Linked DNA regions of Homo sapiens: region 2 is linked to region 1. Evidence: read pairs that join two places in POLR2A ChIA-PET (ENCODE). Cell type or tissue: PC-3. All regions are shown on one strand. Links, peaks and the distances in the headings refer to the core of each region. The heading gives the core; the rest is flanking DNA.

Region 1 (15,145 bases), core at 3,693-8,692:
TAACCTTATTGAAGATTCCTTATATATGATCAGTTGCTTCTGTCTTGCTGCTGTCAAGATTCTGTCTTTGAAAAGTTATAAAGTGTCTCAGTAAACATCTTATTTGGAATTTGTCAAGCTTCTTGGATGTTTATATACATTTCTTCTATCATATTTGTGAAATTTTCAACCATTATTTCTTCAGATACTGTCCCTTCTCCTTTTTCTCTCTCCCCTCTCCTTACTACCACAGTGCACATGTTGGTCCGTTTGATGGTGTCCTGCATGTCCCTTAAGCTCTGTTTACTTTCCTTCCATCTTTTTTCTGTTCCTTGGACTTGATCATTTCCATTCTCCTATCTTCTAGTTTGCCAGTTCTCTCTTGTGCTTGCTCAAATTTGCCTTTGAACCCCTCTAGTGAACTTTTAATTTCAGTTATTGTACTTTTCAGCTCCAGAATTTCTTTTTGGTTTCTTTTTTTTTTTTTTTTTTTTCTATCACCCAGGCTGGAGTGCAGTGGCGTGGTCTTTGCTCACTGCAACCTCCGCCTCCTGGGTTCAAGTAATTCTCCATGCCTCAGTCTCTGAGTAGCTGAGATTGGGATTACAAGCGCCCGCCACCACACCCAGCTAGTTTTTGTATTTTTAGTAAAGATGGAGTTTCAACATGTTGGCTAGACTGGTCTTGAACTCCTGACCTCAGGTGACCTGCCCGCCTCAGCCTCCCAAAGTGCTGGGATTACAGGCATGAACCATCATGCCCTGCCACTTTTTGGCTTCTTTTTAAGTTTTCTATCTCTGTACTGGATACTTCTATTTTGTTCATACATCTTTTTTTTTTTTTTTTTTTTTTTTTTTTTTTTTTTTTTACTTTCTCCACATCTTTCTTTAAGTTCTCTGAGCATCTATAAGATGATTACTTTAAAGTCTTTGTCATCCAGGCATGGTGGCTCATGCCTGTAATGCCAGCAGCTTGGAAGGCTGAGGCAGGTGGATCATTTGAGCCCAGGACTTCAAGACAAGCTTGGACAACATGGCCTGTAGTCTCAGCTACTCTGGAGGCTAAGGCAGGAGAATCCCTTGAACCCAAGAGGTGGAGGTTACAGTGAGCTGAGATCGTGCCACTGCACTCCGACCTGGCGATAGAGCAAGACTGTCTCAGAAAAAAAAAAAAAAAAATTAGCCTGGTATGGTGGCACAAGCCTGTAATCCTGGCTACTCAGGAGGCTGAAGCACAGGAATCGCTTGAATCCAGGAGCCTGAGGTTGCGCTGAATTGAGATTGCACCACAGCAGTCCTGCCTGGGTGACAGAGCTAGACTCTGTCTAAAAAAAAAAAAAAAGAAATGAAAAAAGGGATAAAGTCTTTTTCTAGTAGATCTGTCATCATGTCTTTTTTAGGAGCAGTTTCTGTTGATGTATTTTTTCCCTCTGAAGGGATCATACCACCCTGTTTCTTTATATGCCTTGTGATTTTTTTTGTTGTTGTTGAAAACTAGGCATTTGCATGTAATAATGTGGTAACTCTGGACATCGAATTCTTCTCCTACCCTGGGGGTTGCTGTTTTTGTTATTTATTTATTTATTTTTTAATTACTGTAGGCTGTCTCCATGCCAAAGATCAGCCTGAGAGAGGTGTAAACTTAAAGTCTTTATAGATCTTTCCTGAGCTTGAGCCTTTTCCTGGGCATGTGTGATTATTTTCTAATTGTCCTCACAAATCCAGTTGTTTTTAAATGTCCAATTTTTTCTTTTGAAGAGACAAAGTCTTCCTGTGTTTCCCAGTCTAGTTTTGACCTCCTGGGATGAACTGATCCACCTGCCTCAGCCTCCTTAGTAGTTAGGACTAAAGACACGCTCTACCACACCTGGCTGAAGGTCCAAGTTTTTAACATCTGGCTTACAAAAGGGGGTCAAAAGAAAAATGAAGGGAGGAAAAACAGGATGCTGGCTTTTGAAGTCCCCTGGAAGTCACTTCAGCCAGGACAAGAGGCTTGCAACAACATGGGGAGGAGCAACAGCAATGACCACCACTTCGTCTGTGCCTCTTAGAAGAAGCAGTTGGTGATCAGAGGACAGATCCTGGATGTTTGGAGAACAAGGCCCTTTTTGCCTACCCTGGCTGCATCAGGCTGTTCCAGGAATGCTGCACAGCTGCCTGCTAGGCACTAAGGGATAGGTAGCTGAAATTGATTGAAATTAACCACATTTTGTCATCCAAGCCTTCCCCTGGGAGTTGCAAGCCTTTATTGGACTCCAGAGTTCCCAAATACTTACATCAGACAGAGTCTGCCAGTGCAGTTGTCGTCTAGGTGGGGAGATGGATTCCTGGTGCTTCCTACTCCACTATCCTCCCAGAATCCTTTGTGTCTAATGTGTTTTTAAGATATTTTCTTACCTTTTAAACTACCTCTGGAAGGCTGGGTGCAGTGGCTCATGCCTATAATCCCAGCACTTTGGGAGGCCAAGGCAGGTGGAACACCTGAGGTCAGGAGTTTGAGACCAGCCTGGCCAACATGGTGAAACCCAGTTTCTACTGAAAATACCAAAGTCAGTTGAGCATGTTGGTGCGTGCCTGTAATCCCAGCTACTTGGAAGACTGAGGCAGGAGAATCCCTTGAACCCAGGAGGTGAAGGTTGCAGTGAGCTGAGATCGCGCCAGTGCACTTCAGCCTGGGTGGCAGAGTGAGACTTGGTCTCAAAAAAAATAAAAATAAATACATACATAACTAAAATACCTCTGGAAAAGTTAATGTACTTTTGTTTGTTGACAGGCTATCATTTGCTGCTGCCATTTTGCAACCCCTGGCAACTCAAGAACTATAAGTAACTATTTTGAAATATATAAACCCAATAATGGGTTTAATTTATATAGCTGAGGCTTTTTTCAGTACCATCTTAAAGGTTTTTGTTGTTGTTGTTGTTTTATTTACTTTTGTCCAGATGACACACAATAATTTTTGGTTGAAGAAGATAGAAATCAGTGTTTCAGAAGCAGAAAAACGAACTGGAAGAAATGCCATGAACATGCAAGAAACATATACTGCTTACCTCATTGAAACAAGGTGGGTAACAGAAATTACACCTGGGCAGGTAGACAGAAAGCTTTTTCTGATAGCTATTGATGCAGACTCTGCTGTATAACAGAATTTTTTAAAGGTTATTTTTTTTTTCGGGATTGACTTTGTTTCTTTACTTTTTTTTGAGACAGGGTCTCATTCTGTTGCCTGGGCTGGAGTGCAGTGGTGTAGTCATGGCTCACTGCAGCCTCAAACTCCTGGGGTCACCTCAGTTTCCTGAGTAGCTGGCATACAGGCGTGAGCCACCATGGCTGGCTTTTTTTTTTTTTTTTTTTGAGATGGAGTCTCACTCTTTCGCCCAGGCTAGAATGCAGTGGCATGATCTTGGCTCACTGCAATCTCTGTCTCCCGGATTCAAGCGATTCTCCTGCCTTAGCCTCCCAAGTAGCTGGGATTACAGGCATGTGCTACCACACCCAGCTAATTTTTTTGTGTTTTTAGTAGAGACAGGGTTTCACCGTGTTGGTCAGGCTGGTCTCAAACTCCTGATCTCAAACGATCCACCCGCCTCGGCCTCCCAAAGTGTTCGGATTACAAGTGTGAGCCACTGTGTCTGGCAGTTTTAAAATTTTTTGTAGAGATGGGGTCTCACTCTGTTGCTCAGTCTGGTCTCAAACTCCTGGGCTCAAGTGATACTCCTGCCTCAGCCTCCCAAAATGCTGGGATTACTCGTGTGAGCCACTGCATCCAGCCCTGTGTCTTTATCTTTTAATGGGTAAACAGCTGTATCTTTTGCTGTGATACTCTTGGTAGATAGCTATATTTTAATGAATTTATTTTGTGGGGAGAGGGGAGGTTAGTGGAATACTTTTGGAATCTGGAATAAATAACATGTATCAAATAACGATACATGCTTTGGAGGATTCCTTGGTCTTAGAATCCCTGTGCAATTCTGTAAAAGAATACCAGGTTCTCTGGCATGTAGAAGTGAACTTGGGCAGGTGGAAATGGTTAACAAAGAATTCTAGGAGTAGAGAATAAGGTCTGAATCCTCTTAGGACAGTTGGGAGTTACAAAAAATTAACAAACAGAAACATTGAGATTGGTGCTTTAGAACTTGGAGTAAATTAAGAATAAAGGGAAGTAGACACCTTTAAAAAACAAAGAAAAAGAACTTGGTGAGTAAAAATAGAAAAGACAAATTATGGAGTAGGAAATAAAAACTCACCAGAAAAGTTGTCTTTTACCTCCTAAGGGAAAAGCTAAAGGAATTAGAGTTGTTTTGTCTAAAGAAAGGCAAGGGAAGACTCAATTTGTTGTTGTCAGTTATTAACAATTTATATAAAGAATAGTGTACTATTTCTTTTCTGTCTGCAGAGATTGAGCAGAAATGCTTTCAATTAAAACAAATAGATATGAGAGAATTGTTGATAGCCGGTAAAATTATAGACTACCAAACCTAGCTGGGCGTGGTGGCTCATGCCTGTAATCTCCGCACTTTGGGAGGCCAAGGCAGGCAGATCACCTGAGGTCAGGAGTTTGAGACCACCCTGGCCAACATGGCGAAACCCCGTCTCTACTAAAAATATGAAAATTAGCCAGGTGTGGTAGTCCCAGCTACTCGGGAGGCTGAGGCAGGAGAATCACTTGAACCTGGGAGGTGGAGATTGCAGTAAGCTGAGATTGCCACTGCACTCCAGCCTGGGTGACAGAGCGAGAGGCTGTCTCAAAAAAAGAAAAAAAAAAAAAACTACCAAACCAAGTTAAGTGTTATAACAATGTTTTAATGTTAATACTTTTTTTTTTTTTTTTTTGAGATGGAGTCTCACTCTGTCACCCAGGCTAGAGTGCGGTGGCGCGATCTCGGCTCACTGCAAACCCTGCCTCCCGAGTTCAAGTGATTCACCTGCCTTAGCCTCCCAAGTAGCTGGTATTACAGGCGCCCGTCACCATGTAGTTTTAGTAGAGATGGGGTTTCACCATGTTGGCCAGACTGGTCTCGAATTTCTGACCTCGTGATCCACCCACCTCGGCCTCCCAAAGTGCTGGGATTACAGGCACGAGCCACCGCATCCGGCCAATGTTAATACTTTTTTAAGAAAAAAAATTTTAACCTACCATTTTCATAGGCTTTACCTGTGAGCTTGCCTTAGTGCTGAACCCTGTGACTTTTCAAGGCTTCTTCCAGGTCTGTGTTTCTGCCTAAAATAAAAGTTTAAATCTTGGTGAAGATTGTCTACAGACAATTCTGAAAATTTAGTTTTCCTTCTACCAGAAAGAAAGAAAAAGAGAGAAAAGAATCTTCTAAAAAAAAAAAAGAAAGAAAATTTTTATACAGTAAGAAGTTTAGGAAATGAGAGAGGTAATGTGGTTCTTTTCAAACTTAGGTCATTTCATGACATATGTATGTTTATGTATCCCAGAGATTTGTAAGGTTATTTTTTAAAGATCATGGCCCTGTGAGAGGATTTTTGTTTCTGTTTTTTTGTTTTTTAAGTTAAATTAGCCACTTTAAAAATAATACTTTAGAAAACAGTGTTAGCTGTAGCCTTCTAAGTAAATTTTAAGTTTACAATGAAAAAGGATATATTTAGTATATGCCTGTTTTTTCACCCACATAGGTATTGATTACTTTTACTGCTAGGAGAGAACCTTGATTTGGATAATCTGGAATAACTTAATAATGTTTGTACTTGACTTTGAAATAAATAAAGGATCATTGTTTTCTTCTGTAGCCCAGTTCTAATTTGAACCTGGGAGTTAGAAGTGACCATACATCAGTAATAGCTAGACTGTGAATACATATTTAAGTAGATCATCAATAAATGTGTGGCACACAAAAGGATTATTGAGTCAACTTTCACAACTATATTTCAATATAAATTTATTTTAAAACATGGATTTTATACTTAAAAACATGTTGGAATTACTTGAAAAATTGGTTAAACAACTGCAGGATTTGGGGTAGGGCCCAGGATTTTACATTTTTTATTTAAAGGTCCAGCTGCTTTCAGTACAGATGGGCGATGGACCTTTTTTTTTTTTTTTAAGGTGGAGTCTCGCTCTGTCACCCAGGCTGGAATGCCGTGACATGATCTTGACTCACTGCAACCTCCTCTTCCCAGGTTCAAGTGATTCTCCCACCTCAGCTTCCCAAGTAGCTGGGATTACAGACTTGCACCACCACACCCAGCTGATTTTTGTATTTTTAGTAGAGATGGGGTTTTGCCATGTTGGCCAGGCTGGTCTTGAACTCCTGACCTCAGGTGATCTGCCTGCCTTGGCCTCCTCCCAAAGTGCTGGAATTACAGGTGTGAGCCAATGTGCCCAGCTGGACCATGATTTTGATTGTTGTCTTTTAAACTACAAAGGCTTTCCATTTTAAGACAGGTTTATCTGTCTTTTCTCTTTATGATTTATGTTTTTTCTGTTTTAAGAAATTCTTCCCTACTCCACATCATATAGACATGGGATTTGAGAAATACTGATTTTGAATAGATTGTTTTATACTATCCCTAAGGTTAACTGACCTTCATCAACCGCAATCATCAAATTTCTTAATTTAATTATGTAGTATTGTTTCTGTAATTCAGTGTTTTGCAGACAGTTGTGGACAATATGAATATTATTGACCCTTCATGTTAACTAGAAATTCAACTTCTGTCATGTAGCTTACCTACCTACCTACCTTCTGGATACAAGTAGAAAGCCCATTTAGCAACTGTCTGTAGTCCAATTGTCGAGAGGGTTTTGTTTCTGTAATTTTTTTTTTTTTTGTAAATTAGCCACCTAAAAAATACTTTAAAAATTAGTGTTAACTCTAGCTTCCAAAGTAAATTCTTTTTTTTTTTTTTTTTTTTTTTTTTTTGAGACGGAGTCTTGCTCTGTCGCCCAGGCTGGAGTGCAGTGGCACGATCTCAGCTCATTGCAACCTCCACCCTCTGGGGTTCACACCATTCTGCCTCAGCCTCCCGAGTAGCTGGGACTACAGGCGCGCAACACCACGCCTGGGTAATTTTTTGTATTTTTTAGTAGAAACGGGGTTTCACTGTGTTAGCCAGGATCGTCTTGATCTTCTGAGCTCGTGATCCACCCTCCTCGGCCTCCCAAAGTGCTGGGATTACAGGCATGAGCCACTGCGCCTGGCCAGTAAATTCTTAAGTTTAAAGTTAAACAGGATATTTTTGATATGTGCCTATTCTATAGTGTTATAGTTTAGTGGGCTAAGATTGAATAAAACTAAAGTCCCTGGTTTTTAATTCCCCAAGAGATTTTTGTATGTGTTCTTCTTCATTGAATAGGAACTCTTTTAAAATAAATATATGTCTCTTTTAGAATAGGTAGTAATGCCTTGATGGCTTGGAAGGCAGTATGTTATTAATTCTTTTAATTTGTAAAACATGGTTAATGATCATATTTTCATTGTGGGGGTTAAATATTACAAGTAAAACCATTTAGGTACTATTGAATAGTTGTTGAGTGATTAGATAAATGAGGTAGTTTTGGGGTCTAATGAAAGTCTTCTCTGTGCTTTTAGTCAGTTTATAATGAAACTACTAGACCCTGCCTTTTTGGGTTTTTTTTTTTGGTGTTTGTTTGTTTTTCTTGAGATGGAGTTTCGCTCTTGTTGCCCAGGCTGGAGTGCGTTGGCGCGATCTCAGCTCAGTGCAACCTCTGCCTCCCGGGTTCAAGCAATTCTCCTGTCTCAGCCTCCTGGGTAGCTGGGATTACAGGCACCTGCCACCACGCCCAGATAATTTTTTGTATTTTTAGTAGAGACGGGGTTTCACCATGTTCGCCAGGCTGGTCTCAAACTCCTGATCCACCCACCTTGACCTCCCAAAGTGCTGGGATTACAGGCGTGAGCCACCGCATCCAACCGCGTTTTTTTTTTTTTTTTTTTTTAAACACTTATGCAGACCTTCTATCAGCCCTGTAGGTGTACTGCTTATAGGCTTTATTTATCCACTTATTTACAAGTTTTGGGTTTTGTTGGTAGTGATTTTGAATAATTTGAAACTTGAGATTAACCCAAGTATTTTTCAGCTGAAGTTGGGCATTGTAATTGGGATAGTATTAGTTATAACTAATGTCTAGGTATACTCTTTAAAATGAATTATGATTTAATAATTCTATTTTTTTGCCATGGGAGCCATTTGTGAATTTTGCATTTCATATTTTGGTTCATTTTTATTAATATGCAATGAATAAATTTAGTAGCAAACTTAAAAAATGATAAAAATGAGCATCTATTGTGCTGAGCATGGCATGATGTAAATACTTTCTCTAGACTATTTGGAGACTGATTTAAGTTCTGTGACTTTTTGTCCTAATGTACAAATACACCTTGTGCATTTCATGGAGGGCAAACAGGTTATTGTCAAGCAAATTAGAAAATAGCAAGGTCCTGATAATGTTTAGAAGACTGGTGCTTCCTAATAGGTCTTACTTATGCTGGCAAGAAATCCTAAGTAGTCAAAATATTTAAAATATCCTTTATATGATTTTACCTTAACTTTCTGCCAAAAGTAAATTGAACTTTTGTATGTATGAGACATGGCATTGCCTACCAGCCCTTTATAATTAAAAGTAAGACTGGAGATGAATTTTTATGACCCCTCTTCGCCACTCTTTCAGAGCTAACTAATATTTTGTTCTTTTGGATATTTCTTGGTACTTGGATTAATCTGATTTATTAATAACCTAAATTGAAGTTTTTGTGGTGTCTTGGTCTTTGTTGTGAATGTTATTCTCTCATTTTGGCAGAAGTGAAGTTAAAAATGCTTTTTATTTAATGAAACACTAGCTAAACTAGATTTTATCATATTATAAAATCAATTATTTATGCATTAAGGCTTTTAGAGTGTTCCTAATAAAACTGTTTCTCTTATGTTTAAACAGGCTTTCTGTAACAGAAAGAAAGTGGTTAGGAGTAAGGGCTTTGAAATCAGATGGATCTGAGTGCTTTATCCACAGACCTTTGTGATCATAGGCAGAGCATATACTGTGCAGCTGTGTCCTCATCTGTAAAATGAGGATAATAAATCTCTGCCTCACAGGGTTGTCATAAGGATTAAATATGAAAATACATGAGGCCAAGGCAGGAGGATGGCTTAAGCCCAGGAGTTTGACACCAGCCTGGGCAACATAGCTGGACCCCATCTTTACAAAAAATTAAAGTATTAGCCAATGTGGTGACATGTGCCTGTGGTCCCAGCTACTCAGGAGGCTGAGGTGGGAGGATTGCCTGAGCCCAGGAGGCGAAGGCTGCAGTAAGTGGTGATTGCACCACTGCACTCCAACCTGAGCGACAGTGGGACCCTGTCTTGAAAAAAAAGAAAAATGTATGAAAAGTTCTTTACTTAGTGCCTGGTTCATAATCATTCTGTAGTTATAATTTTAAAGGTGATTGTATTTATGTGTATGTATTTTTGTTTATAAAAAATAACAAGTGTTGTTCTGTTCCTTTTCAGGTCAGTTGAACATACCGATGGTCAGAGTGTCCTAACAGACTCACTATGGCGGCGATATAGTGAATTTGAGTTGTTGAGAAGCTACCTTTTAGTTTACTATCCACATATTGTTGTGCCACCTCTGCCAGAAAAACGGGTAAGAAGTGAAATGGCAGTAGTTTAGAAGTATTCAGCATTGAGACTATTCTTAATGATTATTTTGTTTACCTAGGCAGAATTTGTTTGGCATAAACTCTCTGCTGACAACATGGATCCAGATTTTGTGGAGAGGCGACGGATTGGTTTAGAAAACTTTCTCTTGAGGATTGCTTCACATCCCATCCTTTGTAGAGACAAAATCTTCTATCTGTTTTTAACACAGGTATTTTTCTTTTATTTAGTCTTAGTAAAATATTCATTTAATTTGGGTTTCTTAAAAAAATTGTAGAATACTTATTTTAAGGATCTTTTCATTAATTTATATGCAATTTATTTTTTGTTATGAATTTCTAATTAATGGATTATGTCATTCTTTTGGTTAACTTTTTCTATTTAAAGATACTGATGATGGTATTTTTGGTATCATTTAAATAATATTAAAATTTGTCTTCAGTATTTTGAAGCCCAGATCTATAAAATCTTGGGTTCACCTTTGGTAATCTTTTAGAAGTTGGATTGAATGTTTAATTTTGAAGTGAAAAGAAATTTTTTTAAACTTCTCTCTCCAATTCCTGCTGAAGTAAGAACAGAATGATAGAAATTTAATTTACTTAATTTGGAATATTTGCTTTGCAATAATGATTTCTAAAATTAACTTCAATTTTTAGGAAGGTAACTGGAAGGAGACTGTGAATGAAACTGGGTTTCAGCTGAAGGTAAGAATATTTATATGAAATTTGCCATGTTCCTTTACAGTTCCCAGCATGGTGCCATGCACTCATTGGGAACTTGGTATTTATTGAATAAATGAATGTTGGAAATCGTCTTACAATAAATATCATTGGTAAGGTTTTCAAAGAAACACTACAATTCACTTTTGATTTGTGTAATTTTAGTTACTTATGAGACTATAATGGGCAAATTTATTCTACAGGGAAAGAACATTTTGTAACAGTGAATTTTTTTTTTTTTTTTTTAGTTAGTGTTTATAGTAATGAAGCAGTAATTTAAATACAAGTTGTAGATTTTCCCCAGTGTACTAGTATTATACCTTGCCTCTTTTTTTCTTCTGTCCTGTTTCCATTCGTATCCCTGCCCCCGACAGTTGCTCACTCTATCACATATGAAAGAGTCCAACCTTAGCAGTCTAAAAGATAAGCCCTTAGTCATGCTTCTTCTGTCTGTTGAGACATGGTGGTCAGTTTGAAATGGGGACAAAGGAGTCATTTTTAAATAGTTCTAAGTTTTATCTGTTAGTGGTACAGGATTATTTAGTTTTTGTAACAGCTTTTTAAATTTAGTCATTAGAATTAGTGTTTGGGAATGAGATGATGATCTGAAAATCAAGGAGCATTAGTAGTGGTAAGCTGGACACTTGAGTTCTATGCTGCTGTTTATTTCTTCCCTAAAAGAAATACAACAAAGGTTATTACAAACTTTTTAAAGTTTTCATCTCTGGTGTAAACTGAATAGGTAAGTAGACTAACAGAATATAAATTGATATATAACATAATATAAATTGTTCAATGACTCACATGATAATACAGTACCAAAAGTTCAATATAATATGTCTAGACAAGAAGAAGAAAATTTTTTTACAGTAATTTAAAAAACACTTCCCATGCATTGGCCCATAGATATTTGAAATTTGGCACAAAACAGACTAGAAGGAGGAAAATTTTTTTCTGCAGAGAAAATATGATAAACCAGTTCTGTCATAAACTGATTCTAATTTATAAATATTTTGGAGTTTTTATGATTTTGAGACAGAGTCTTGCTCTGTCACCCAGGCCAGAGTGCAGTGGTGTGATCATGGCTCACTGCAGCCTTGAACTCCTGGACTCAAGCGATCCGCCTGCCTCAGCCTCCCAAGTAGCTGAGACTACAGGCGCGTGCCACCATACCTAGCTAATTTTAAAATTTTTCTTTTGTAGAGATGAGGTCTCACTATGTTGCCCAGGCTAGTTTCGAACTCCTGGGCTCAATCGATTCTCTCTCCTCAGCCTCCCGAAGTGCTAGTTTTACTGTGCCTAGCTATAAATATTTAGTTGACAGTTCTACTGAAACAATTAGAATTTTCTTGGCTGTAATTCATCACTTTATAACACTCAGAGAGAATGGTAGAATTTGAGTTTAGGGATGGATCTGAAATAACTTGGAAGTTTAAAAACCGATTTATGTTTAGATAGAGTTTTCTGAAAAATAGTTTGATATGTTAAAAGCTAACAAGGAAAAGATTAAAATACAATCATTTTAGTGAATTCTCTTTATATAACAAAAAATTTAAAAATTCTAGTCATTAAGTCTTTACTGCAGTTAATAGTTATCAGTTTTTGTCTTTGAATACAGTTTTTGGCCGTAACTTTAGTGATTCTGAGAAAACTCTGGAGTTTCTCCATCATTATAAAATTGCTATTTACCAGTGCCTTGAATCTTATGTGTAGGTGCTGCTTAAGTATTTAGATAGAATGTTTCATTGTGGGGGAGCCTTATGTATTGTACTTTTGAAAAGTATTTGAAAGGTAATATCAGTATACAGAATTAATAATTCAAAACATCAGACTTCTAATGTAGTGAGCCAGAAATAAAATTGATGGAGAGAATTCGGAAACCCATGTGTCTCTCTGTATTCCTTATTTTGTTGTGGATGTTTCTTGTTTTAAGTCCTTCCTCCCATCAGGGAAATGGGACCTTTTTGCATAGCCTCATATACATGTGTACATCATACAAATGTCCACAATCATATGTAAATAACATACGTGTGTGTGTGTGTATGTGTATATATATATATATATATATATATATAAAGAGAGAATGAGTGTATCACATTTCACTTATCTGGAGGTCATATGTTTGGCAGTTACAGCTAATCTGATCACAGTTGAAAGCTGGGACTTAAGCAAAACTGACTTCTGAGATGTTCAAGGGGATGTAACATGGCTTCCTGCTATACTTTACTACTATACTTTGGTCTTCCTGTAGCAGACCCATTAATTTTATTATAGGTATTCAGACAAATTTTGCTGTTTTTTAGGTTACAGCCTATTTTAGCAGAGGATTAAAAAGTGAGTGGAGACAGGCACATTGTGACAGTAGTGACAATTGACAGCTGAGCCTGATAGCGGAAAAGGAGGTAGCAGTGGTATGTGAGTCACACATCGCAGAATGGGTACATTTGGCGTGAGGCAAAATCCCTACCCACCTGTAACCCCTAGGACTTCACTGTATCATAGATGAGTTCAGTATTAATTGTTTGTAATGGTTAACTGGAGGCCTCAAGAAAAAGTAGAATTTTGCTTGTGCACTCTTAATTCAGTATGTGGTCAGCGGACTGCATGTAACTCAGTTGATGGGATTGTTTGTTCAAAATACTGAATTCATCCCAGACGTACATCCCATTAGCCTAAAACTTGACAACTGTTGCTATAAGGCGATAAAGAAAACTATTTTCAGGAAGATAATTTGAGAAAGATTGTCAAAAACGGTAAAAAAGAAGAAAACTTTTTTTAGAATCTAAAACAGTTTCTTATCTGAGTATTACCATAATCATATATGCTTACTATGTGCTAAGCACTATACTATAATTATACTATGTTTATTTTGCTCAATATTGCCTCAGTACCTTTGAGGTGAGTTAATATTCCCATTTTTTAGATGAGGAACTCTAGAATGTGACTTAGCCAAGGTCACATAATTACAAGTGATAGAGGCTGAATCCAAGTCTAGACTAACTGAAAGCCCTCCTTAATTACCATCCCATATTACCTCTCTTGCTTATTAATTATATAATTAATATTTGCAGAGATGGTTGTTAAAGGAAGTGTTGAAAGCTTTATTTCTGTGAACATGAGGTCATTCTGAATGAGACCAAATAGTCATATCTTATAAGAATATTTGACCTTGGCTCTTGGATTGTTGTCCTCAAATTGAAATGTTATCTTACTTTAATTTTCCTTTTCTCAGACATATTTTGTCTGTAGTTTTGGCGTACTAGATTAATATTTTCTTTTTTTTTTTTTTGAGATGGAGTCTTGCTCTGTCGCCCCGGCTGGAGTGCAGTGGTGCAATCTCTGCTCACTACAAGCTCCGCCTTCCGGGTTCACGCCATTCTCCTGCCTCAGCCTCCTGAGTAGCTGGGACTACAGGCGCTCACCACCATGCCTGACTAATTTTTTGTTTTGTATTTTTTAGTAGAGACGGGGTTTCACCATGTTAGCCAGGATGGTCTCGATCTCCTGACCTTGTGATCTGCCCGCCTCAGCCTCCCAAAGTGCTGGGATTACAGGCGTGAGCCACTGTTGCCTGGCTGGCAATATTTTCGTAAGATTTTTGAGAGTGATTATTACACCCAGAAAGATAATCATAAAATTTAGTTTCTTTTTTTCTTTCTTTTTTTTTTTTTTGACACGGAGTCTCGCTCTGTCACTTAGGCTGGAGTGCCGTGGTGTGATCTCGGTTCACTGCAAGCTCCACCTCCCCAGCTCAAGCCATTCTCCCACCTCAGCCTCCCGAGTAGTTGAGACTACAGGCGCCCACCACCATGCCCGGGTAATTTTTCTGTATTTTTAGTAGAGATAGGGTTTCACCGTGTTAGCCAGGATGGTCTTGATCTCTTGACCTCGTGATCCATCTGCCTCAGCCTCCCAAAGTGCTGGGATTACAGGTGTGAGCCACCACGCCTGGCCAAAGTTTAGTTTCTTTTTATCTGTGTTCTATTTAACATAAGCATGAGCAACCAGTTTTTTCATCATTACTGGTTATTGACATTTCTCCTTTTTAGGGGGGTGGAATATTTATATAAATACTCAATCTGGGCTTGGTGGCATGTTCCTATAGTTCTAGCTACTTGGGAAGCTGAGGCAGGAGGATCACTTTAGCCCAGGAGTTTGAGACCAGACTGGGTAACATAGCAAGACTCTGTTTCTATTTAAAAATAAATACATACACAAAATATAAATACTCATTTTACTTAATTCAGTGAAAGAAGAGCAAAGGGTTTATCCCTAGAGTAATGAACATACAAACTAGTTGCTTTAGTATAAAAGTAACGTTTTAACTCAGTTAACATAGTTAGTCATGAAAGCATTGTTCTGAATACCCAATCCTTAAATGAATTTAGGCTGATTCATAAGAACCCTGGACCCTGCCTCTTCCTTGGGGCAAGGACTACCAGAGCCAAGGTCTGGGCCCTTAGTTAGGATCTCTGTTAATCTTGTTATTGCACAGGAACTCTGAGAGATCCAATGTGGAGATTCCAAATGCTGGTGCCTACAGTGTGAGGTACTCTTCTAAGCGTTGTGGATACAGTAGTGAATGAGCTGGAAATACTCATAAACTCTGTGTTATTGTGGAGCTTATATTTTAGTGATTGGAGACATTAAGTTAGCATTTAAATAAAAAATAAGATACTTTAAAATAGTGATAAGTAGTATAAAGGACATAAAGCATCGTCCTTGTTGGGGAATATGACAGCAGGGATTATTTTTCAGGGGTTACCCTAAGATGAGTGACCATAAAGTTTATTATCCAAATGGGAC
Region 2 (15,145 bases), core at 5,770-10,769, 280 kb after region 1:
ATGGAGGTGAAAAGTTTTAAGTGAACTAAAGCTAAAATTTGGGTCTCATAATTTTCTTTCTTTTGTCATTTTCAAGTGTAATTAAAAGGAACATTTTACCCAGACATTCACACAGCTGCATATGCATATGTGTAAGAGCTGGGATGTGAAATGTGATATTGTAAATTAGAATGACATTTCAAAGTGATTTTCAAGTGACTGGGAAAACTCAAGTTTAGAAATGGACTTGAATTGTTAGAGAACATTTGAGCATTTGCATATTTACCTACTAATACAGATGAACTTTTAAAGTTGTAACCTTAATTTTCCCTAGCTTCTCATTCTTAATAAGGTTCTGAAAATAAGATGTTGTGTCAAGGTGGGGAAGGGAGCCAAAGAAATGCCTTGCCCAAGGTAGGAACTGTGTTTTCTATTGATCTGAGTCTTACTGGGGCCGACTTCTTTGACCCTGCGTTCATTCAGCACCAATCATCTATTTAATAACAGGCATTGTGCTCCATGCAAATAATAGGTGGTTGAGGCCATTAGCATCTTTATTTGACCATGTGAAAGGTATTTATAGTGTTATCAATTGCAGGTTGCAGTATTGTACTTTAGATTATTCAAGCAAACAATGAGTGTTAAGATGTGTTGAGTGCTATGCTGAGTAATATCATCCCTCAAACTTGTAAGTACATTTATTCCCTTTGTTAGGATAGGATTAGAAAATATAATCTTAATAAATTTCACAAGATAGAAAATATATACAGACTAAAAAAGTGGAAATAGGGAACATTGTCAAAAATTATACTCTACCTAAAGTAACAAAGTTAGGGATAGGATTCAAGCCTGGACTGTGGAAATGAGAAACAGACTTTGTTTTGAAGGAACTGACCTACCACAGGACTGAGGTTCACACACATTAGAGTGAAAATACACTAGAGGGTCACCTGTACCCCACTGCGGGGTTGGAAATGGGTGGTGAGAGATGGTTTCCTGGAAGTGGAGAAATAACTAAACCAAGGCTGATTCGTCATTCTAGCAGTCTTCATGGAAAGGTATTAATATTTTAAACACCTTGAAGTCATATGCTACTTGTTCAATCCTCCCAGACTACGATTATGTTTATGGTACTTCATGTTAAATAACTTCCAGCTGTCCCTTTGTATGATTCTCTTTCTCTTCCTTGGCCATTTCCTTCAAGGTATTTTGGCCTCTGCCAAACTTACCTTTTAAACTTCCGATATGGTAGTTTTCCCTATGGGAAAACTATGGAAGTTTCAGCACCATCACCCTAACGCAACTTTTGTGAAGACAGTATGAGGGTTAAGCCTGATTGCTAGATCACGAAATGGCTGAAAGAGGACACAGCAGAGTAAATGCATGCAGAGTGATTTGAGACCTCACAGAAGATGGCTGAGAGCAGTTTTGTGCGTTGTCGGGGGTGGGGGGGAAGGGGAGAGTAAACACAGAGTCTAGTAATATGTGTGTAAAAAATAGGGTTTCCTTTTTTTGTGGATTGTTTTATGTTTTTTTCGGGGGGAGGGGGATGGAGTCTTGCTCTGTGGCCCAGGCTGGAATGCAATGGCATGATCATAGTTCACTGCAGCCTTGTACTCCTGGGCTCAAGTGATCCTCTTGCTTCAGCCTCCTGAGTAGGTGGGACTACGGGCATGTGCCACCATGCCCCGTTATGTTTATTATGTTGTGTAGAGACAGGGTCTTGGTATGTTTCCCAGGCTTGCTGTTGAACTCCTGGTCTCAAGTGATCACCCTACCTCGGACTAAAAATATCCTTCAAGAAAATACTTCCAAGGCAGTATATCCAATGCTGCATGGGACAGCTTTAAATGAGCTATGCATGTTTTTTGTTGGGGATGATTGTGAGACAGTAGAGCTGTAGTTTGATAATATTCTATAGGCTGCATGGGCAAATAAGGGGCAGTGAAATAAGCAGAGGACTTAAGAGGATTAAATCACTGTTCTGCCTTGATCTATCTGTGTAGCCTCGTTCAAGTCACATATTTTTCTGAACCTCAACTTTTTCATCTGCAAATTAAGGGTAAAGAATGCCTATATGAATTGCTGTGAATGTCAAATCACTTGAGATAATTTGTAAACTGTAAAGTGCTAAATACATACCCTATTCAGATTTTATGTATTTATTTTCTTAAGGAGGTCTCGCTCTGTTGCCCAGGTGGAGTGTAGTGGCATGATCATAGCTCACTGTGTCCTCGAACTCCTGGGCTCTAGAGATCCTCTTGCCTCAGCCTTCTGAATAGCTGAGGCTTCAGGCTTGCTCCATTACATCTAGCTAATCTTTGTTTTATTTTTTATAGAGACAGGGTTTTTTTGTTTGTTTGTTTGTTTATGTTACCCAGGCTGATCTCGAACTCCTGGACTGAAGCAGTCCTCCCTTCTTGGCCTCCCAAAGTGTTGGGATTACAGGTGTGATTACACTGTGCCCAGCCTATCCAGATTTTGAAGCAGCACAAAAGCAAGATAGAGCAGAGTTGGACAAGTGTATTTACTGTATTTACTGTATTCAGTAAATACAGATTCCAAAGTATTTGGAATCTGGAGGGGGCGGGGTGGGAGATGAATAAGAAAATTAAAAAAACAAACAATGTGGAGTAGATTGTATTTCCCATATGCTCTTCTTACAACATGATGTTGGGATTCCTTCAAAAGGAGTAGAGTCTATGTTACCTCCCATTGAGCCTGAGTGGACTTTTTAAGTGCCCCAACCAATAGGAGAAATGGTGGAAATGACACTACATGACTTTGTGGGCTAGGTCCTAAAGGCAATAGAGAGCCTGGCTTCCTCACAATTGGAAGCTTCATCTCATGTAAAGCAGAACATGTAATAACTTTCACTTGCAGACAATATTATCTTTCAAAAGACTGAAGAAGATATGAGAGTCTGTCTGGATTTAATTGACCAACAAGGAATAACTAGTTAGTGAGGCAGAAGTGATAGGAATTTTGTAAATAAGTGATTACTTATCTCATAATTTGTGTTCACTGGGAAATGGAGTACAGCGTATTATAAAGCACATGCCCTAAACCTTAGAAACGCATAATCAAAAAACTTCATTAAAAAACTATGACTCCAGCCTGGGCAACATAGCAGAGACCCCCATCTCTCAAAAAAACTTTTAACACCCAGGTGTGGTGGTGCACACCTGAAGTCCCACCAACTCAGGAGGCCGAGATGGGAGGATCATGAGCTCAGGAGGTTGGGGCTGCAGTGAGCCGTGATTGTGCCACTGCACTCCACTCTGGGTGTCAGAGTGAGACCCTGTCTCAAAAAAAGTATGATTTCATTATCACATACACTGAACGGGATGGAACATTGTGGACGAAGTCTAAACAACACTGACATACATTGCCACAAATGAGAAACAATAAGCAGAAGTGTCATCCTACAAAAGTAAGGGAATATACTGAGGTGGAAGTCCCCACTTTCTCACTCCTAAGCTATTGGTTAGTCAGGAACGGGAACCTGGCTGACCCATGAGGCAAAAGCAAAATTATGGACAATGAGGTTAGGATGTTGGAACCACTTTTTTCTCTCTTCCTTTTTTTCTCTTACATTATTTTTCTTTCACTATTTCTGCCCCTTCTTTGCTATTCTTTTTATTTCTTTCTCCTGAGTGTCTATACCATAATCACAGGTATACATCGAATAGAAACAACCAGCAGATGCTATGTGATGAGTTTTGAAGCCCTGCCTCTCATGCAGGTTAGGTTTATTTGTTTTTTTTTTAAGTATTCATATTTCAGGAACATTCAAAACTAAATTGATCATCAGGAGAAGATTGTGAGACCCCCTGGATTAGATTGTAAGCTTCTTAAAGGCATTAAGTTCAGAGAGCATAAAGCTACCTCACACAATGAGCAAGTGTGAATGAATGAACAATGCTAGGGGGTACAGGAGGCATTCGGAGGGCTATTTGAAGGTATTAGAAGTGTGGTGGAAATTCAGTGGCATTAAGATGATGCTGTCATCCAGGAGCCTGGAAATGCCAGAATTCTGCACTCAATTACAACTCGCACTTGCCATAACCTTCAAAAAAAATTCCGTAAAGTGGCACACAAGAATCAATGGCCAGTGGGAAACAAGGCACCCTCTTAATACAATATGTGCTATGCCCATTTCCCAAACCCTAGTATAGAAATGAGCTAGAGGATGTGGCTGGAACTGTAAGGCCTCTAGAGCCACTTCCTTCCCCTTGGCACCTTACCACCTCGTGCTGACCGGGGCATCTCAGTATATGAGAATCGAATGAATAAGGAGTAGGATGGCCAGGACTCATCAGTGAGCAGGTGGGCCCCAGCCCTTTTCTCACTGCTCCAGTTGCATAGGAGCAAAGAAAAGAAGAAGCAAAAAAGAGACATGTCCACATGTGAGGCTTAGTAATGGAAAATGCTCACTGCTGGATGGGGTTCAGTAAGTATTCTATGATCTAATCAATCAGGCCACTCCTGGAGGGCAGGGCTTGTGAATATTTCTCAAATTCTTTGGAACCCTCCCTCCCTTTACTACTACCACAGCCCAAACCACCTTCAGGTCTTGCCTGGGTTTCTGTAAGTTCCTGTACATGCATTCTTCTTGGCCTCTGGTTCTTGCTCCACATAACAGCCATGCGTCAGAAGCTTCCCAGTTGTTACTTGGAGAAACATGGCATTCCTTACCTTGGCCCTGTGAGGTCATCTGCTGCTCGTAGCCCCCGCCTTCCCTACAGTAAGGCTCTCATCCTCTCTCCTCTTTCACCACTGGACTGCTTTCAGCTTCGGATACTTGGTCATGTCCTCTTGGGCTACAAAGGCACTATTTTCTCTCTACACTCCATTAAACCTCCTACTCCCACCCCATACATCCCTTGGATTTCAGCCCTAGCATCACTTTCCCAGAAAAGCGTATCCTGATTTTCCTGATTAGGTCACATTAACCATTTCAGAATCTCTCTCATCACTCTGTACAGTTTCTCTAGCCTCTAGACGGCTGTTTGTAATGTGTGAGCATTTGATGAAAGTCTGTCTTGCCCGCCTGCCTGGAGCGGTCTTGCTTCCCACTCTGTGTTCTGTGTTGGCCACAGTCGGTGAGCAACAGATGTTTGGTGAATGTGGTTGAAGGAGGGGATGCAGGCCCCTGAGTTATATCCAAGGATGGAAAGAGAAGCTTGCCGGTCCGGCAGAAGAATCACTCGCAGGGAGTTTGAGGCTCTGGATAACTGCCGTAAGACCAGAAAACTGGACATGTGATTTTCAAAATGGGAGGGAAAATAGTGGATTGTGAAAACGAGATAGCTGATCTGGATTTCAGTCCCCAGTAAAATTCTAGAATGTTCATAACCACTCTGCCAGGTAGGCTCGGCAGGTCTTAATCATTAACTCCATGCTACAAGTAAGAAAATGGAAGCTTAGACACATTGGAGACCGTGGGCAAGGTCATAGAGTGAAGAGGGAGAATCAGGTCTCAGATCCAGACCTGACTTCTCTCATCTACACTCTAGACAGCCTGTCACTGGGTCTGCCGTAGATGGTATTTGAGGAAAAGCTAATGCTAATCACTTTGTTGTCACAGTCTAGTGAGGCTGCCACTGTCATCATAAAATAATCTGGACCCTGTTTCTCTGGCTCCTTTCTGCATCTACATTTTGTTTTGTGCTCCCACCAGGTCCCAGCCCATGACAGATGCCAGGTGGCTGATAGAGGCAGAATGACTTTCTCTTGTCAGGGCAAACCCCCAGAATCAACAAATAGCCTAGATCCTGGAGGAGAGACCTGTCCAACAGGAGCTGAACACCCGACACCAGGAAAGCTGCGGCCCTTCCCTCTCCACTCAGTCTTACCAGGGAAGCCAGAGGAGGAGACTGGCCTGCCCCAACTTCCCTGGGAGCCAGGCTCTCTCAGCCTGTGTGAGGGCTTGTGCTTTGTTCCGGCCTGCATCTCCCGAGTCACCCCCTCCCAGCTCCCCGGAATGCTGGGTGGCCCTCTGGCAGGACACCCTCTTGGACCTGGGGCTCTTGGAATTGCATGTCAAAGTCCATGAAGAAGGAAAACTTTTTTCTGTTTTATCTCTTCACCTGGATTAAAGAGGTTGCATTGTGCAGAGGAGAGAGCCTGGCATTGGAATGAGACCTATGTTCCAATCTCGGCTCCACCCTCAGAGCCGGCAAACCCTTGTGAGTGTGTGCAGAATTCCTGTGATTTTTTTAAATACGCAGGCTTGCCCCAGGGAGGTGCATCACAATGACCAACTAAAACATATATATGCAGTTTATATAATTACTCTCTTTAAATAGTAAATTACTTGTGCTGCCTTAGTGATATATCCACCTTCTCCCTGTCATTGAAAATTGTAACTACAATAAGACACCACTGCCAACAAGATGTATTCCATCTCTCAGGTGTTTTGAAGAGGGGAAAAAATACTATCGGGCTAGAAATCTCATGATTTTCAAACCTTGGCTGAGCATTAGAATCATCTGAGAAGTTTAAAGAAAATGCTGATTTCTAGGCCCCACCCCAGACCAATTAAGTAATTAAGTCAGAATATCTGGAGGTGGGTCCCCCAGGTATTGGTATTTTCTGAAACCACCCCTAGGTGATTGTAAAATGTGCACCACACTAGGTGAGCCACCTCTCGAGGCACTTTTGACTGTGGTTCCAGGGCCTAGGCTGTGAGATAGATATGTTTTTGTGTACATACCTATTCACATCATGACTTAATGTTTTCAACCTGCTTTCCCATTCCTATTCTGGTTGACCTTTTCGGAGCCCTGATCTCCCTCCAGGGTTCAGACTTTCTGACAAATGACGCTATCTTTCAGGTTATGATTTTGTTGCCAGCCTTCACACAGATGGCATTTCTCAGTGCCAGCCACTGGAAGGAAAGAGGTGAGGGAGCATCTGGCCTCTCGAAGTGCTGGGATTACAGGCCTAAGCCACCACACCCGGCCTTAAATTCACCTTTTCTTCTATTCAGTAACAACTCAAGGTCAAGGTGAAGCACACAGTAGTGAGCCTATTGCTTTGTGTGTCTCACCTAGCTCAGGCAGGTGGATCACCTGAGCTCGGGAGTTCAAGACCAGCCTGGCCAACATGGTGAAACCCCATCTTTACTAAAAATACAAGATCACCTGGGCATGGTGGTGCATGCCTGTAATTCCAGCTACTCGGGAGGCTGAGGCAGGGGAATCACTTGAACCCAGGAGGTGGAGGTTGCCATGAGCCAAGATTGTGCCATTGCACTCCAGCCTGGGCAACAAAAGCGAAACTCCGTCTCAAAAAAAAAAGTGAGTTTTAATAGCAATATTATTCTTTTTATATATATAACCGGGCTTCAAAAACAGTGAATTCAAACAATGAAATAAATAGAAATACTTTGAAGGGAAATAAAATGTTTTTTTTTTAACCTTGGTTGGATGCTCTAGGTATTCACTATCACTGCGTAACAGATTACCCCAAACCTTAGTGGCTTACAACAACAACAATGATTTATTTTCTCTTATGGGTTCTGTGAGTCAGGAATTCAGACAGAGCCCAGCAAGCACAGCTTGTCTTTGCTCTACAATGCCTGGAGCCTCCGCGGGCGGCTGGAATCATCTGCAGGCTTGTTTCACTCACATGTCCAGTGGTTGACACTGGCTATTGGCTGGAACACCAACATGTGGCCTCTCCATGTGGCTTCCTCACAACATGGTGGCTGAATCCCAAGGGTAAGTGCACTGACAGTGAGGAAGCCAGGCTCCGTATTGCCTTTAGGACCTAGCCCACAAAGTCATGTAGTGTCATTTCTGCCATTTCTCCTGTTGGCTGGGGCACTTAAAAAGGTCCACTCAGGCTCAGTGGGAGGTAACATAGACCCTAACTCCTTTTGAAGGAATCCCAACATCATATTGTAGGAAGAGCATATGGGAAATACAATCTACCCCACATTGTTTGTTTTTTAATTTTCTTATTCATCTCCCACCCCACCCCTTCCAGATTCCAAAGTAACGTATGCTTGTTGCAAGAAAAAATAAATAAATAAAAATCCAGAATTGACTGGTTTGGCGGCTCATGCCTATAATCCCAGCACTTTGGGAGGCTGAGGCAGGAGAATTGCCTGAGACCAGCCTGGGCAACAGAGACCCTGTCTCTACCAGAACAACAACAACAAAAATTCAGAATTTATACACCAAAGTCTATACTCACTATCTCAATCCCTCCCTGGAGATAACCACTATTAACAGATTGATGTGTATTTTTTTTTCTTTTCTTTCTTTCTTTCTTTTTTTGTTTTTTGAGATGGAGTTTTGTTCTTGTTGCCCAGGCTGGAGTGCAATGGTGCAATCTCGGCTCACCGCAACCTCCGCCTCCCTGGTTCAAGCGATTCTCCTGCCTCAGCCTCCAGAGTAGCTGGAATTACAGGCATGTGCCACCATGCCCGGCTAATGTTTTTGTATTTTTAGTAAAGACGGAGTTTTTCCATGTTGGTCAGGCTGGTCTTGAACTCCCGACCTCAGGTAATCCAACCGCCTCAGCCTCCCAAAGTGCTGGGATTACAGACATGAGCCACCGCGCCCGGCCATATTTTTCTATACAAACCACATATATGTGTGTGTGTGTGTGTGTGTGTGTGTGTGTGTGTGTGTGTGTGTGTACACTGCTTTTTAAAACAACACTATACATTATTCTTCGACTTGCTGTGTTTATTCATTATTATGTGATGAACAGAGTTCCATGATAGCATGTATAGAAACATTTAATTCTTTGCTTCTTTTTTTTTTTTTTTGAGATGGAGTCTCACTCTGCCACCCAGGCTGGAGTGCAGTGGCACCATCTCAGCCCACTGCAACTTCCGCCTCCCAGGTTCAAGCAATTCTTGTGCCTCAGCCTCCCAAGTAGCTGGGGTTACAGGCACACGCCATGATACCTAGCTAATTTGTTTTGTATTTTTATTAGAAATGAGGTTTTTAGGACGAGGCAGGTGGATCACCTGAAGTCAGGAGTTCGAGACGAGCCTGGCCAACACGATGAAACCCTGTCTCTACTAAAAATACAAAAATTAGCCAGGTGTGGTGGCTGGCGCTTGTAATCCCAGCTACTCGGGAGGCTGAGGCAGGAGAATCACTTGAACCTGGCAGGCAGAGGTTGTGGTGAGCCAAGATCATGCCACTGTACTCCAGCCTGGCAACAGAGTGAGATTCCGTCTCAAAAAAAAAAAAAAAAAAAAAAAGGAAATGGGGTTTTTATTTTTTGTATTTTTATGAGAAATGTTGGCCAGGCAGCTGGGCACAGTGGCTCATGCCTGTAATCCCAGCACTTTGGGAGGTTGAGGGGGCGGATCACGAAGTCAGGAGTTCGAGACCAGCCTGGCCAACATGGTGAAACCCCGTCTCTACTAAAAATACAAAAATTAGCTGGACATGGTGGCAGGCGCCTGTAATCCCAGCTATTCGGGAGGCTGAAGCAGGAGAATCGTTGGAACCCAGGAGGCAGAGGTTGCAGTGAGCCGAGATCATGCCATTGCACTCCATCCAGAGCGACAGGGCGAGGCTCTGTCTCAAAAAAAAAAAAAAAAAAAAAACAAATGTTAGCCAGGCTGGTCTCAAACTCCTGACCTCAGGTGATCCGCCGGCCTCAGCCTCTCAAAGTGCTAGGATTATAGGCGTGAGCCACTGCACCCAGCCCAGAAACACCTAATTATTTCTAATGCCAGCTGTCATAGTATGGCTGTACCGTTTATCTAAGCAGTCTTCTGTTGATGGACATTTAGGTTGTTCTCATTGTTTAAAGTATTACAAAGTAATGATGCAACAAACATGCTTTTCCTAGTTCATGTAGGGCAGTATCTTCAAAATGGCAATGTTTAAAGGATATGCAGGATACTATCTCTCTCTCTCTCTTTTTTTTTTTTTTTTTTGACAGAGTCTTACTCTGTCGCCCAGGCTGGAGTGCAGTGGCATGATCTCAGCTCACTGCAACCTCTACCTCCCAGGTTCAAGCAATTCTCCTGTTTCAGCCTCCCGAATCACAGGTGCCTACCATCACACCTGGCTAAATTTGGTATTTTTAGTAGAGACAGTTTTTCACCATGTTGGCCAGGCTGGTCTCGAACTCCTGACCTCAGATGATCCACCTGCCTCAGCCTCCCAAAACTCTGGGATTACAGGTGCAAGCCACCTCGCCCAGCCAGGATACTATTTTTCAACATGAGGTTTTTTGTTTTTGTTTTTGTTTTTTTGTTTTTTTAAGGTTAGTGTTATTGTTATAAGAAAAATCTACATTAAGCAGGATATATATATATTTTTCTTTGCAAAGGGCAGGTTTCTGTAGCCTTAACATGAAGAAAATAAACAACTATATTTGTTTCTGGGTTTAGAAGATGCTTATAAGCTTTGAAGGGAACTTCTCATTTATTTAGAAAATGACGAGTGACAGGAAGTAGGTGGTTATAAAGCGAGAGGTGGATTCCCCATTCTAAAGTTTTTAACTCAGGCTGATATGGAATTGAATGCAGATTCTTCAAAATTCATGTTGACACTTAGAGGGAGACTCATCGGAAGGTGACAGCAAACAGGAAACCAGCTTGAGGCAAAAAAAAAAAAAAAAGAGCAGTGTCATGTATGACCCACCAAAAGTGAATAAGAAAAATGACTCTGCTGATCATTCTGATGAATCTGTGGAAATACAGTCAGCCCTTCATATCTGTGGATTTGACCAAGGCAGGTCAAAAATATTTGGTTAAAAAAAAAAGCATGGTTGCAGCTGTACTGAGCATGTACAAAGTTTTCTTCTTGTCATTATTCCCTAAACAATACAGTATAACAACAATTTACATAGTTTTTTTTTTTTGTTTGATTGTTTGTTTGTTTTTTTTTTAAGACAGGATCTCACTCTGTCACTCAGGCTTTAATGTAGTGGTATGATCATGGCTCACTAGAGCCTCAACCTCCTGGGCTCAGGCAATCCTCCCACCTCAGCCTCCCAAGTAGGTGGGACTACAGGCATGCACCACCATGCCCAGCTAATTTTTAAAATTTCTTTTGTGGGGAAAAGAATAGGCTCTCACCGTGTTGCCCAAGCTGGTCTTGAATTCCTGGGCTCACGTGATCCTCTCACCTTGGCCTGGAGATTTGGAATTTTTGTAATTCCAAAGTGCTGGAATTACAGGTGTGAGCTACTGTGCCTGGCCTTGAATTAGGTATTATACGTAATCTGGAGATGACTTAAAGTATGTGGGAGGATGTGTGTAGGTTAAATGCAAATACTACATCACTTTATATCAGGGACTTAAGCATCTACGCATTTTGGTATTGGTCAGGGGGCCTGGAACTAATTTCCTGCAGATGCCAAGCGGTGACTGCATAATGGATTCCAGTAACGTGACTGTGTCAGCCTGTCCGCCCATTCATCCTTTGTTCACAGATGGTTAATCTGTAACTTTTGGGGGGTCTTTTTTTCTGGCAGAGATGGGTTATTAAAAATTTCTTTGCTGGGAATGAAATTCTGACACATGCTACAACATGGATGAACCTTGAGGACATTATGCTGAGTGAAGTAAGCCAGACACAAAAGGACAAGTATTGTATGATTCTACTTACATGAAATACACAAAATAGGTAAATCCATAGAGACGGGAAGTAGATGAGGGGAGTTACCTCTGAGGGTAGACGAAACGGGGAGTTAGTACTTAGTGGGTACAGAGTGTCTATTGGGGACGATGAAAGTTTTGGAAATAGCGATGATGGTTGGACAATATTGTGTGTGATTAATACCACTGAACTGTACAGTTAAAATGGTAAAAATGGCAAATATGATGTTCTATATCTTCACACGCGTCTTTGCTGGAGCAGAAGCGAGAGGTTAGGTTCTGTCAGTGTTCCCATGGCTTAGCCTTCCCTTTTGTTTTTAGAAGAACAACCTCTATTTTTAGGGATTTTCACACAAAGGCTTGTGGGCGTGGGAAGTTCTCCCAGCTGCCCTCCTGTTTCTCAGAAGCCCACATGGAAGCCTCTCAAATTATTTAAGGTTTAGGAAATATGCCAGATTGGGAATGGAGATAATTTAATCTCTCTGTATGTTAATTTAGGGTTCTTTTTTTCTGCAACATGAGGCCCTGGAAACCTTACTTCACCCCTAGGAAAGGCAGTTCTGGGTCTTGGTGAAGGGGGTAAGGGTAATTCACCCCTACACAGCATGCCCAGAGCGCTTTCCTGGCAAAAGCAGTTCCACGCCCTCAGAGTCTGGGGTCACCTGATCACGCAGCCAGGCACACACGGAGACCCCCGGTACCGGGGTCTCGGTCAGCTTGTCCAGATTCTTCTCCACATCTGCCCAGGGGGCTGCGGGTTTCCCTGCACTCCGGGCTTATCCCGGGCTTTCTCAGTCCTGCGTGCAGTGCTCACAGCCACTCCTCAGAGCCGCACAGGGTAGGCTCCTGTCCCTAGTCCCCTGGTCCCGGGGCTGGGCATTTCCGCTGGTTGCACTGTCGAGGGGGGAGAGGCAGTGGCTGGTCACTTCGAGCCTGTGGGCTTGCGGCCCCTACTCCCTGTTTTCCCCCAGCCCTGCCCCTACCCAGGTGAATGTTCTTGTCCAGGTAGGCGCGAAGGCCCGACCCTTGCGGAGGGAAAGCCTCTGCAGCGCCTCCTCGCCACCTGGGCCCGAGACTCCCGGTGCTGGCGTGGCAGGGGTGCCCCCGCCGGGACGGGACAGCTGGGACCCGCGCAGCCGAGCCGGGGCAGCCACGTGGCGGCGGGGCGGGGACCGGGCGGGCCGGGCGCTGGGAGCTGGCTGTCCCAGGAGCAGGTGAGGGCGGAAGGGCTGTGGGGGGTGGAGAGGGTGGTCTCGGGACAGTTCCTCTCCCCGGCCCGCAGTTAGGAGCCAGGCCTGGGGTCACCTTTGCCCCCACCTCCCCGCCCAGGTGGATCCTCTCCTACCGCCGGTCACCCGCGCGCCGGCACACGGGCCTGGCCCCAGTACTTGGGGTGCGGGTCCGCGTCTGCGTGGGGTGCCAAGGGGCCCGGGTCCCAGCGTGGCCCAAACGTGAGGGTAGGGGCTCCGCGGAGGAGCCAGGTGAATGTGGGCGGAGGCCTGCGGGGCGGCCTGCGGAGGCCGCGGGGCGGCGGGAAGGGCGAGCGGAGGCCTGGGGTCCCTTGCTCTGTGCGGCGCGGGCAGCCGGGGACACCCGGGTGCTCTGGCTCCCTACCTGTCACCCGGCTTTTGGCAGGACTGCAGCCCACCAAGTCCCCCAGCCTTCCCAGCTTCCCACTGGGCTAACCCTCCTCTCCCAACCCCCCACTCAGTGCTCCGGGCGCCTTCCCTCCTCGCCAGCGCTGGCTGCTGTCCTTAGTCGCCTTCTTCCCAGGAAGATCAGCTCTAACCCTCCCCCTCGCTCTCTTCCTCCCCCTTCCTCCTTCTACCAAAGGGTCCTGAGCCCCGTCTACCTTGCAGCACTGTGCTGGGGAGAGGCGCCACACAGATCAAGGGGACAAACTCCCTCCTCCCCTCAAGGAAAGCCAGGTCCAGCGCGAAGGGGAGGGTGCCTGGGGGTGGGTTGAGGAGCTGCCCTAGTCCTGTCCAGCCTTTTCTCACTCACCCTCTTCAATCTCCTACCCTTCTCCGGCCCTGCTCCAGAAGGGCCCCAAAACAGCCTCCTCATGGCCCCTCTCCCCTCTGCTCAGGGCGCAGCTACATTCACTCACCACCTGCAGCCAGGTCTAGTGCGTCATGATGCCCTCCTCCTGGAGAGAGGGGTTCACGAGGCACTTGAGGGTGGGAGAGGAGTGTGACTCTGTGTCCTCAAGGGCTGGGCAGCAGGGCAGCTGGCTCTGACCCTCACGTATTTAAGGAGCTCAGGGAAGGAGAGAGCTGGGAGTGCCTGAGGTTCTAGGGCAGCAAGGTTTGAGCACAGGTGGGCACTGAAGGACCAGCGGGATCTACCTGGGTACCAAAAAGGTAACCCGGCCAAGTTTCCAGATGAGGTAGACAAGGTTTCTTCCTCAGCCAGGGCCTCGCCTGGTAGTTTGAACAATTCTAGTAGAGAGAAAGGATGGACAACAAGGGGAGAGGAGAGGAGAAGCCAGCCTGACCAAGGATGCTGTTACCTTCCAGAGCAGTCTCCCTGTCCAGATCACCAGGATCCCTGCTTGCTGGAGAATGACCCAGATGTCCCAGGTGCAGGAGCTCTTCCATGAGGCAGCCCAGCAGGTAGGCTCAGGATGTGCCAGGGTCTGTGATGGAGGCCTGTGAGCACGGGGATCCCCAGACAGTGGGCTGGATGCAAACATTACAGCGCACCCTTTAGATGTAATTAACTCCAAAGTCTATTTTGGTCATCCAGTTCAATGAGAAAATATTATAGCCAAAATATTATAGCCATTATTAACTGTTCATATACAGAAAACCTTTGGCATTATTTGTGGTGGATTTTGAATCCTGGGATCCCCCACAACTCCAAACTCCATCCTGAGAGGTCTTCCACAGACAGTCACAGTGAGGACTCAGATAATATGAACTCATTTTAATTCTGAATCAAACCAATGTAAGAAGGTAAATTTATTTCTGAAAAAACTCTTATGTTCTGAAGCCAAAAGGATTTCTGAATGCCCTGGTGTTTGCTATTTTTTTTTCTTCTTTTTTCTTTATCTTCTCCCTGCTGATCATTAGTTACATGCATTCTGTAGATATGGAATTGAAGTGGCTCTACCCAGAAATGGAGAGCTGATCCCTTAAGAAATAATAATAATAATAAACCATACTAAAGTGTTTATCCAGAAACTATGTGCACCCAGGGTCTTTGCCATCCATGATCACTCAACATGAAGTTTTCACCATCCCTTGGGTTTCTTTCCTGCTTCTAGAGAGTGGCAGGAGGGTTTCCCAGCCTTGTAACAGGGGGACAAGCCCCATCAGAGGGGAGAGAATCAACAATGAACAAGAAACCCAGACAGAAAATGTGAGGCCCAGGAATTCCCAAAGGAGAGACAAATAAGACATTCTGAGATCTCCCCTGTGATGGCATCTGTTCCTCTCTCCCCTGTTTAAAACCTTCAGTGTCTCCTCATGTGCACCACTCAGGGCTCAAACTCTTCAGCCTCAGCCCTATACAGTCTGACCCCACCTGAGTCTCAAGTCGAGTTCCCCACATCTTCTTCTTCCTGCCACACCTTCC

What was found. ChIA-PET counts read pairs that join two places held together with the same protein. Peaks named below come from ENCODE experiments on the same cell type or tissue, not always from the same donor. Only the 100,000 strongest peaks of a DNase experiment are listed, where the experiment ranks them.
Region 2: POLR2A ChIA-PET joins it to region 1 with 5 read pairs; 2 of 35 experiments call an interaction of 5 or more read pairs at or near these places.

The regions. Positions count from the first base shown.
Region 1 is chr3:125,492,520-125,507,664 of GRCh38, reverse strand. It overlaps SNX4 (sorting nexin 4), which reads left to right. Exons shown (of 14, transcript NM_003794.4): 2 at 2,921-3,042; 3 at 9,471-9,606; 4 at 9,682-9,831; 5 at 10,277-10,324. Among named protein-coding and RNA genes, the nearest start is that of SNX4, 20 kb to the left of the region's middle. In PC-3, for the core only: no CTCF peak of the experiment used is centred there; a DNase peak (open chromatin) is centred at 6,094.
Region 2 is chr3:125,210,335-125,225,479 of GRCh38, reverse strand. It overlaps SLC12A8 (solute carrier family 12 member 8), which reads left to right and starts at 12,732. Exons shown (of 14, transcript NM_024628.6): 1 at 12,732-12,780; 2 at 14,086-14,181. The coding sequence starts at 14,131. RefSeq lists silencers at 12,651-12,800, 12,841-13,060, 13,071-13,120 and an enhancer at 13,012-13,611. In PC-3, for the core only: no CTCF peak of the experiment used is centred there; no DNase peak of the experiment used is centred there.